Regions from separate parts of the Mus musculus genome. Here region 2 is linked to region 1. A link is a loop called in an ENCODE intact Hi-C map of the cell type or tissue named here. Cell type or tissue: heart. All regions are shown on one strand. Each heading gives the region's core, and the rest is flanking DNA. Links, peaks and the distances in the headings are about the cores only.

What was found. Hi-C counts contacts between places; a loop is a spot of excess contacts. Peaks named below come from ENCODE experiments on the same cell type or tissue, not always from the same donor. Only the 100,000 strongest peaks of a DNase experiment are listed, where the experiment ranks them.
Region 2: it touches region 1 in a loop (2.0-fold over the local background); 1 of 42 quality-filtered maps calls a loop at or near these places.

What each region holds. Positions count from the first base shown.
Region 1 is chr19:4,959,565-4,964,938 of GRCm38, forward strand. It overlaps Mrpl11 (mitochondrial ribosomal protein L11), which reads left to right and starts at 2,742. Exons shown (of 5, transcript NM_025553.4): 1 at 2,742-2,951; 2 at 3,315-3,410; 3 at 3,762-3,855; 4 at 3,942-4,101; 5 at 5,110-5,374. The coding sequence starts at 2,829. The coding sequence ends at 5,215. In heart, for the core only: a CTCF peak has its summit at 2,452 (motif pointing right); a DNase peak (open chromatin) is centred at 2,507; H3K4me3 peaks cover 1,576 bases; H3K27ac peaks cover 1,153 bases.
Region 2 is chr19:4,810,139-4,815,512 of GRCm38, forward strand. It overlaps Gm21992 (predicted gene 21992), which reads right to left and starts at 1,461. Exons shown (of 3, transcript NR_157185.1): 1 at 1,034-1,461. It overlaps Rbm14 (RNA binding motif protein 14), which reads right to left and starts at 1,496. Exons shown (of 3, transcript NM_019869.3): 1 at 1,034-1,496. The coding sequence starts at 1,370. In heart, for the core only: CTCF peaks have their summits at 1,736 and 2,610 (motif pointing left); DNase peaks (open chromatin) are centred at 1,063 and 1,563; H3K4me3 peaks cover 2,527 bases; H3K27ac peaks cover 2,144 bases.

The sequences.
Region 1 (5,374 bases), core at 174-5,173:
AATCACTGGACACAGCAGTTTACGTCTGTAACCCCAGTACTGGGTGTCCAGCAGGGACAGAGAGATCCTTCAATTGTCCTGCCACATGAGTTAAATTGATGAGTTCCAAGTTCATGAAAGATCCTGTCTCTAAGATAAGATGGAGCATGATCAAGGAAGATATCCAGTGTCAGCTTGTAGCCCCCACACTAACAAGCACGTGAGCACCTGCACAATTACATGCACACTGGTAAATAAACTCATTTCCCACACACCACAGGGAGTGGAGGAAGAGGGAAAAATTGACTGGTAGAATTTTTCAGTGGTACAAGTGCTCATAAGTCCCCCACACTCCTGCAAGTAACTCCAAGAAACTCATTAATTCTCAAGCTAGACTTGCCATAATTTTTTTTAATGTGGTGATTCCCTCTCCATATGAGGAAAATAGACATTTCTTTTATGCCTCATTAGAAAAGTCACTGGTATCATACCAGTTGCCAGCCTGGTCTACAAAGTCAGTTTCTAGGAAAGCCAGGGCTACACAGAGAAACCCTGTGTCAAAAGAAGAAGAGGAGGAGAGTAGGAGAAGGGGGGGGAAGAAGAGGATGAGGAGAGGAGAGGATGTGGAAGAAGAGAAGAAGGAAGAGGATGGTGATGAAGAAGATGAGGAGGAGGAGAAGGGAGAGGAAGATGAGGAGGAAGAAAGAGGAGAGGAGGAGGGGGGAAGAAGAAGGAGGAGAAGGGGAAGGGGAAGGAAAAGAAGAAGAAGAAAGTCATTCAATATGGGGTCTACCTTCTTTCTTTCACAGAGATCCTCTGATGGGATGGATTCTCTATTTTGGTATAGCACCACAGAGAGCCCCAGCATGTCAGTTGTCCTTGCCCCAGCTTACAGAGTTATGCAGGGAGGATGCAAGGGACGTTTCAGGAGCTTGAAGCTGCTGAGACCCCTTTCTACCAAGCAGTTAGCTCCTGTGGCAGGGGTGTCTCTTAGGGCGACATACTGCTCCCACCACCACCACAGCACTGGCTCAGGGATTTCACTGGGCACAGAAGATGGAGATAAAAATGAGGCCTTTAGATCCTTACACAAAGGACCTGACTTTCTTTGCCAGCAGGTTGTAGGGAAGTTCAAGTCTACAAACATTTTCAAAAACAGTGGTGGGATGGGGTTAGGAGATGGTTCAGTGATTAAAGTGTTTCCTGAAAAAGAGTCAGGGCCAGAGGCTGGGTCTTAAGAAACCCAGGTAAATGCCATCTGGGCATGGTGACATCCCTGTAGTTCCAGGCCAGCATAAGAACTCCAGAGCAAGCTGGTTAACAAGATGAACCACTGGCAAGCTCTTAGTTTGAGTAAGAGACCCCACCTCAGAAGGGCAATGGAAGAGGATCTTAACATCAGCCTCGGCCCTTCTCGTGTGTGTACACATGTGCAAATCCACACACACATTCACCCACACACACGCAAAAACGTACATTGCACACACAAGGAAATGGTAGAGGAAAGAAAAAAATGGAGGTTTGTGAGAGGCGGTTTAGAGGAAGATGATAGAATTTGAAGTGGTATGCTACATAATAGGCTGCCTGGTTGTCTGGAGAGGAATTATTTTTTAAAAAGGAAAAGAAAAGGAAAAAAAAAAGAAAAAAGAAACTGGAGAATTCCCCTCGAATCTGAAGGATCGCAAACAGTGAGTTAGTGGATAGTTCCTTCGAAGTAGTCTCAGTCTGGAGACTGGATCAGAGAACTTTATATCCTGAACTGTTGGAGAAAATAATGGAGCATTCAACCTACAGTTATTGGAGCTTTGCAGCCACGTGTGGTCAGGAAGAGTCTGTGAGTCAAAGAGTCCTACCAAGGCCATTGCTACTACCCTAAAGTGCCTAGATACACAAGATTGCTCTAGGGAGGGATAATAAAGGCTTCAAACACCACCTGGCTCAAATACCATTCCCTAAAACGCAAGTAATAATCAGGAATCCTGGACAGAATAGAGCGGGATGCGGAGTTCTGAGACACAAAAAGTCATCTTCCAATGAAAAAATGAAAGACGGGGAAGCAATAAAGTATGCCTAATAAGCTAGTGGAAAATCAGGTTTGACTGGGATGAGAATTCACAAACTTAGCATTTCAAAAGCGCGGGGAAGAGCTTTTCCCTTTGTATAAATAGCGGTAAATGCCTTCTTGGTTCAACGTGTGTTACTGAGCTGTCACAACAATTCTGAAAGGTACCTATAATATTCGCGGTGTCAAAGATTTTCATAGGTAACAGAAACAGTAGCCTAATCCTAGCTCTAACTCTTTGTCTAGCTATGAATCAGGTTCATAGCCAGCAAGAGCAGCAGTCTGCCATTTCATTTCCCGTCTATAATCATATTGCCTTCCATGAAAAACCACATGAGGAAACAAAAGACTCAAGGGATTTTGCATAACTTGCTCCATATCAAACGCTAAGATATCACTGTGTCCAGCAGATGGCAACCCAGAACACGGCCAACAGCAGGCGCAGGATAAGGCGCTGAACTACATACCCACAATGCTGTGCGGAGACTCAAAGTCCCGAACTCCTGTTTGGCTGTCTAAGGTGATGCCTGTGCGCACCGCTGAGGGATTGTGTGTACTGAAACCATATAGGTTCTCGTCCTGCCTTCAGAGCGCAAAGTTCAATTAATTCTTAAATTCCGTAATTGGTCTTTAGTTGGAGAGCTGTATGCCTGAAACAAGACTGCTCTTTTTTGGTCTCATTTACCCTAGCCGAACACGAGGGCCCTTCACCTCTGACCCAAAATGGCCGCGCCCAGAGCGTAGTTCTTTGCTTCTCCGAGGCGAGCTAAGATTAAAATCCTACATCATGTCCAAGCTAAGCCGGGCCACTCGGACCCTCAAGAAGCCCGAGGCCGGCGGCGTGATCCGGTCCATCGTGCGAGCAGGCCAAGCTATTCCTGGGCCTCCACTAGGTCCCATCTTGGGTCAGGTGCGGTGTGCGGAACCCGGCCTGGGAGACGTGGGAGAGTGCGCTGGAGCCGGGGAAGTCTCCTTTATAAACGTTGTCTCCACTATTCACACCTTCAGGCCTTATGTCCTTGTATTACTTACGGAGCCTCTTTTGACCTCAGCACCTCTGACCCCCAAGTTGGCTAGTTGCTGATTAAGTGGTACCTTGTGGACGAATTGCCTGGCACCCAAAGCTATAGAACCAGAGTAGAAGAAATATAACAACACACACCCATACCCCCGCCCCCCCCCCCCACACACACAAAGATGAAAGGACAGGGGCTCCTGGTTGGTAGAAAGCCTTCAGCTCCCATACTTAACTTTGTGTATGCGTTCCTTATAGCGAGGTGTCTCTATCAACCAGTTCTGCAAAGAGTTCAACGAGAAGACAAAGGACATCAAAGAAGGCATTCCCCTGCCTACAAAAATTTTTATAAAGGTAGAGAGACCCATTCTCCCATATATTTCCTTGGCCCTTGAAACTAGTCACTCTGGTTGCTTCTCTGACTCTTAACTTGGTTGCTACCTTCCACTTATCATTTAAACAGAAGCCTAGACCATAATTTCTCTGAACTGGCTTGATCCTGCCATATTGTGGTTCTTACCTCTCATCTCACTGGGGCTTCCAGAGGAGATTTGGGCTAGGAATAAAAATGGCAGGGATGTGTGCTGTAGATTTGTTTTTCTGTCTTTTGTGGTGTGCAAGTTGGTGGGAGAAGGAAAGGGACATTAGAAATGTCTTGGACTGGATAGAAAACCAAGAAATTCTCATGTATCTTTGTCTGTTAAGCCCGACAGGACATTTGAGCTCAAGATTGGGCAGCCCACTGTTTCTTACTTTTTGAAGGCAGCTGCTGGGATCGAGAAGGGGGCCCGGCATACAGGTAAGGACTAGAGTGGGCACCTGAGAGTCTGATGTATCCAGAGAAATGTAGTGGCACTTGAAGAATTCTTTGCTCCTTCTTCCCAGGGAAAGAGGTGGCAGGCCTGGTGAGTTTGAAGCACGTATATGAGATTGCCTGTGTCAAAGCTAAGGATGATGCTTTTGCCATGCAAGATGTGCCCCTGTCTTCTGTGGTCCGTTCCATCATTGGCTCTGCCCGTTCCCTGGGCATTCGAGTGGTGAAGGAGTGAGTATCTTGAGAGGAATCCAAGTAAGTTCTTCATTTGGGAGGAAAGCTGAGAAGGCCCATTACAGTGAGGTGGTTGGGCTTTATTTGTTCTTCTTAATTTATAGCCTATGTTAGTTATGCATATTAAGCTTCATTGTGACATTTTCATACATGTCTAGCAGATTCTAGCAGAAGGATATGGGTTGAAGCCTCATCTTGTTTGGAATATATTTCATAAGCACCTGTTCTGTCCTGGACATGGATCTGGGCACTGGCTAGAACCAGGAATGGCCAGTAGTGCCTGGCCACTCTGGAGAAATGTGTAGTCCTAAAGGCCGACCCATACATAGAGGCCTAGACTAGCAGGTGTCAATGTTATAAAATCAATGGATGTCATGCAAGCAGAGAGGAGATTTCCTGCTTTTACCTGATGTGTCATTGAGGACTCTGAGGGAGGTGACATGGAAACTGCCCAGGAAAAGGAGGGTAAGAGAGCGTAAGATTACAAGGAGAGGGAAGGAGCTGAAGCTAAGTTCACTCTGGTCGAGGAGTCTTGTCTAGAGGCATATGGGATGTGGCCTGAGGGAGGGACGAGTCAGAAGGTTCCCTTGTCAAGTAGGAGAGCATTTGCCCCAGAGCGCAGCAGAGACAGGAGCAGGGACAGTCATCACTGGCCGCTTGCTGCTGGTGTCATTCCCTACAGCAAGACTGGCGTCAGTTGTTCCTCACGGGGGTGAGGTTAGAGCACAGTTTTCCTGGATGGTTTAAATCCTTAAAGTATGTAGATTTGTGGCTCAAAGGAAGGCCTAAGAAATCCCAATGGTATAATAGAGGCCACAGGTTAGGTAGGACTTTAAGACAGAGTCAAGGCAGAGGAAGGTAGCGTGTGTGAGTTGTGGTTCCAGGAAGAGAAACCACAGATGAGTAGAGGTATGACAGTTGGAAAGTCCAGGGAGGGGAGTGGACAGGGCAGCTGGGATCTGCGCCAGGACCCGCTCCTCACTGACTGTCTGTCTCCTTCTGTAGCCTCAGTGCAGAAGAACTGGAGGCTTTCCAGAAGGAACGAGCTGTGTTTTTGGCTGCTCAGAAAGAGGCAGATTTGGCAGCCCAGGCAGAAGCTGCCAAGAAGTGACCCCAACTTTCTACACTCTGAGAATTTGAAGTGAGAGGCTGAGAAAGGGGGCCACAGAGGAAGCTGAGCCAAAGGACTTCATGGCAACCCGATTTCTAGTTTCCTGACATGTTTCTGTACATTTGCTGTGCCAGGGGATCAAGCCTGAATAAATATCCT
Region 2 (5,374 bases), core at 1-5,000, 150 kb before region 1:
CAGGTATTTGAAAGATAAAGAGATAAAACCCCAACATATGAAAATCAACAGGGTCTGAAAAAGACATTTCCTCAAAGGAAATAGCAAACTAGCAAGCTGTCCTAAGAATTATTCAAGCAATAAAAAGTACTAACTAAATAAATGGTGTTAAAACCAAGTTTAATAGAAATCTCACACGCCCCTCTCAACACCCCCCCCCCCCCCAGCCAGAGTATTCCCCTTTGCAATCTCACCAAGCTAATAAACATCTGTGCCCGGAGGCACCAGCTTAGCAAGTAAAAGGCTAACGAGGGAGAGGCTTAATAGCCCCCTTTCACATGCAAAAATAACGCAGAAAACCGGGGCTTCCACTTGTTAAGTTGTAAAACCCAACACAAAGTGGAGGGTGGAGGAAAAGAATTAAAAAGCACAAAACCGCCAAGGCTAACCCATCGAATACTGAAAGGTCAAAGGGGTTCCGAAAAGGCCCCTCCCATGCCCACAAGCAGATTCATTCCAGACAATACTAAAAAAGCCCGAACCCGAGAAACCAAGGGCCCGCTACCTTCCGGGAAGCATCGGGAAGGAACGCCAGAGCGGCCTTGGGGCTTCAACCCAACCTTTTCCCTTTTCCCTCGATCTGACCAAATTCTGGAGAGGAAGTGGGGAAGTGGCGAACTCTTTTCACCGCTCCATAATCCGGTTGGTGCCCTTCCCTTTCCATTTCATTTTGGTGCCAGGCTCATGCAACCAGGAAAAGGCGCCTCCTCCCAACCCCGCACACTCGCAAATCTCTGGCGCGTCCCCAGCCCCGAGGCTTCGGCTTGCAGTGGCCACTGCACCCGCCCGGAACCGACTCCTCCCACTTGATGAATGTTGCTGGGACCGCAGGGGAGAAGGGTGGCTCTACCCAACTCGCCCCCAGCACCTTAGGCCCCGCTCCTGCACACTTCCCCATCATTCCCAACCCTGAGGACCAACCCCAGAGTGAGGGGCGTGGCTAAGAGGCAGAGAGCACCGCGCGTGTCCCCTCCCGAGCGCGCTCCCGCGTTACCTTTTACCACGTCACACTCGATGACGCGTCCACGGCGCTCGAAGAGGCTGCGCAATTCCTGACTTGTACATGCAGCCGATACATTGCCCACGAAAATCTTCCAAGTGTTCAGGGGCCTCGGGCGCGACATCTCCACCACGAGCGCGCGACCTGGACGCAGCTCGTGGCCATGCAGGGCCTCGATGGCGCGCACCGCGCCAGCGTTCTCGCGCATGTGCACGAAGGCAAACTGTTTCATGACGGCGCAGCTCATGACCGTGCCATAGGGCGCGAAGAGAGCTGCCAACTCCTCCGGTGTCGTATCCGCCCCATCGACATTGCCCACAAAAATCTTCATTTTGCCGCCGCAACCGCCTTCTCGGAGAGACAGGACCTCTCCTACAGCGACAGGCAAAACGTCCGAACGACCCGCAGTCCTCCACAGGAATGGCTGGCGACCGAGAACCCCGCCGCGCAGGCGCTCTAACCTAACCAATTGGAGGCGGCATCGCGCGCGGATAGCAGCCAATCAAACAGGTTGAGAGCAGATGTCCTTTGACGCAGCCAATCCCAGAGGGCCTGGAGCCCCTTGTTAACGGAGGGGGTGGAAAAAGCATAGAGGCGCGCGACCAACCGCCACCTTCGGGGGGAGGGGAAAGGAGGGCTGGGGACGGGGAAGCGCGCTCCGGCCGAGTCCGCAGAGGCCTAGTCAGAAGAGCTACCTCCGGCCAGGGTGTGGCGTCCCGGCGGGGCCCCAAGGAAAACTTTGTTCTTTAGGGAAGTCCGGGCTCCTCCGTTTGAGCTGCCGCAGCCAAACCCTGGGTGTTGTGATGGCAGCCTCAGCGTCTGCGGTAAGGCCGCGCCCGGAGGAGAAACCAGGACAAACCCCTTTTAGTCTGGGATTGGCCCCCGACACTATATGCTTGGAGTAGGAAGGGACTGTAACTCTTTCTTTGCAAGCACATTACTTGGGGTTGCTTGAGCTCTGGAGGATTTTGCAGACAGTGAATATTGAGCGTCTGTCTGTCTCAACCTGATGGAATTTCGAGAATTACGATGATGACCATTTATTGTATGCATGAAGTTTATCACAGTATTATGTTCCATAAAGTAGAAGATCAGTAATCCTGAGGAAGCCAAAAGTTGGATCTTAAAAATATATGAGGAGGGGGCCAGGAGTGGTGGGCACCCTTTTAATCCCAGCAACCAGGAAGCAAAATCGAAAGAAATTTGTTCGAGGCCAGCCTGGTCTACATAGTGAGATCCAGGATAGGCAAGGATATAGAGAGACCCTGTCTTTAAAAAAACAGCAAAAACTTAGAGGGGCTGCTCACTGGTAAGAGAGCTTGCTGCTTTTCCAGAAAACTTGAGTTCGATTCCCAGCACCAACATGAGGGCTTACAAACCAGCTAATTCCAGTTCCAAGAGAACTGGCCATTGCACATCTGTGGTACGCAGAGAAACAAGCAAAACACCCACACACATAAAATAACGTTAAATTTAAAAAAGGCTGGAGAGATGGCTCAGTGGTTAAGAGCACCGACTGCTCTTCCAAAGGTCCTGAGTTCAAATCCCAGCAACCACATGGTGGCTCACAACCATCCATAGTAAGATCTGTCGCCCTCTTCTGGTGCATCTGAAGACAGCTACAGTATACTTAGATATAATAATAAATAAATCTTTTAAAAAAATTTAAGCCATCCCTGTAATCCCAGCACTTGGGAGGCAGAGGCAGGCAGATTTCTGAGTTCGAGGCCAGCCTGGTCTACAGAGTGAGTTCCAGGACTGCACAGAGAAACCCTGTCTCAAAAACAAACAAACAAAACTAAAAAAATTTCAAAAGAACAGAACAAAGCAGCCCACTGCTGTACTCACAGCTTTAAGGGTCAGAAGTTGAAAGTCATCCCAAATTGCCTGGGATATGTGAGACCCTATGTCAAATAAACAAATAACCTTGGGGAGAGGTCTCTTGAGTCTTGGCGGCTTTCTTTTAATGTTTTGTGTGTATGAATGTTTGCCTGTATGTATTCATATACCACGTGCATGCAGTGCCTGCGGAAGCCAGAAGAGGGCGTCAGATCCTGATGTTAGTGAGCTGTCATATGGATGCTGCTGGGAGCTGTTTCTGTTCTTTTTTTTTTTTTTTTTTTTCCTTCGAGACAGGGTTTCTCTGTGTAGCCCAGGCTGTCCTGGAGCTCACTTTGTAGGCCAGGCTGGCCTCAAACTCAGAAATCTGCCTGCCTCTGCTTCCCGAGTGCCCACCACGCCCGGCTGCTCCTGTACTCTTAACTGCTAAGCCATCTCTCTATCCCTTTGTGGGTTTCTTGTTCATGTGAGCTCCCCTTTCCTTCAAGAAAAGCACTTTATAATTAGGAGGAAACAGCTCCACAGCAAAGATGAATATATAACATAAAATGAATCATTTTAACCATGTCCAAGTGCACAGTCTGTGCTATCAAGTACATTTACATTGTACAAACCCCAGCACCATCCATCTCCAGGATAGTTTACCTTCCTCAGCTGAAATGCTGTGCCTATTAACAGTAATCCCCATCACCATCACCCTCTCTCTCCAGTCCCTTGAAACCAACATTTGACTTTCTCTCCATAAATTTGAGTATTTGGGGTACTTCACAGAAGTATATTATACAAATATTTGTCTTCAAGCTTCACATTGTAGTGTATCAAACTTCCCTTTCATTTTAAGGCATGATATTTTACTGCATGTATGCCACGTTTCTCAGTCCATTGCTTCAGGAGTGGGCACTTTGGTTGTGTTGAAACTGCAGCCATTTTGAATAATGTAGAACATGAGTGTACAAATATCCTTTGAGGGACAATAAACTATCTCGGATGGGAAGTGTACTCACTGTCACTCTGATGAGGGACAATAAACTATCTCAGATGGGAAGGGTACTCACTGTCACTCTGATGGCCTAATTCTGCTCATGCACATAAAATCAAAAATTGTAAGCAAAAATTGTTTTGAGTAAATGTATCTATAATTTGTTATTAATGTTTAATTTTAATACTTATTTTCTGTACCTTATATAAGGAGCCTCATGAAAAAAAGAGAAGAAGCAGCCCTGATTTAAATTCCTGTTAGGGCCAGTGAGGTGTCTCAGTGGATATGGATGGTTGCAACCTGTCTGGTGACTTGAGTTTACTTCTCAAGACCAAAATGGTGGAGGGAAAGAACTGATTCCTTTGTGTTGTTCTTGAAATTCTACAAACACCTACTTCCCCCCCAATACAAAAAAAAGGATACATATATACATATGTATATATGTATGATTGTACACACACAATGTTTAAGCCCCTTTCTCCTAGATCAAAGGTGTGTCAAAGACTTTACCCAAGTTAGGTATGGCTATATGACTCACTCTGGCCAATGAAAGTTAGAAGTGCTGTCCTTCGGCTGATAGTGGACATACTGAGCTAAGGTTTCTGTCATCCAGAATGACTTCAGTAGACAGAACCCTCACCTTCATACTGAGCCTATCATCTGTACAAACACATAACCATTATTAAACAGCAGAAATAAGCCCAAAGATGTTTCTAGGCAAGTCCCCTTGAAAGGCATTTCTAATAATGCATATATCATGTGAAGTGTTTTTTGTGAAATATGATCTTTATGGTTAAATACAAATTGAGGGACTGAAGAAATTCCTCAGTGGTTAGGAGCAAAGGCTGCTCTTCTAGAGGGCCTGCACTCAGTTTCCAGCACCAACATGGCAGCTCTCAAGCCTGTAACTCCAGTTCCAGGGGATCTGTGGCACCAAGCCCATATGTGGTATAAAGATATATGCTTGCAGGCAAAATATTCATACACATAAAATCTTTAAACAAAAAACAAGAAAAGAAAGAAAATGCTAATTAACTGGATTTTATTGCCATCTTACCACTGGCAGTGCTTTCCAAAGTGGTGAATAGAATTCAACTCAGTGTGTTTAGTGAACATGCTTTGTTTCTAAATGAAATGAACTGAGTTTTACACAGTGTTGAGGTCTGGCCTGTTACTATGGATTGAACGCTAAATTCTGCATCCCAAGAGCAAATTCTCACACATGCCAGGTTTTGTCCTGCAAACCTTGCTCCTTAATTTAGAACTGTTGGTTGAATAAAGATGTTTACAGGAGAGTAGGCAGGGCTTTGGTTCCAGAGCTTGGGAATCTGAGGCAGATACATGAGAAAAGAGGAGGAAGAAGGGACCATGGTGTGATGGTTTGTGTATGCCTGATCCAGGGAGTGGCACCATTAGGCGGTGTGGTCTTGTTGGAGAAACTGTGTCACTATGGGCATGAGCTTTAAGACCCTCTTCCAACCTGCCCGGAAGCCAGTCTTCTACTAGCAGCCTTCACA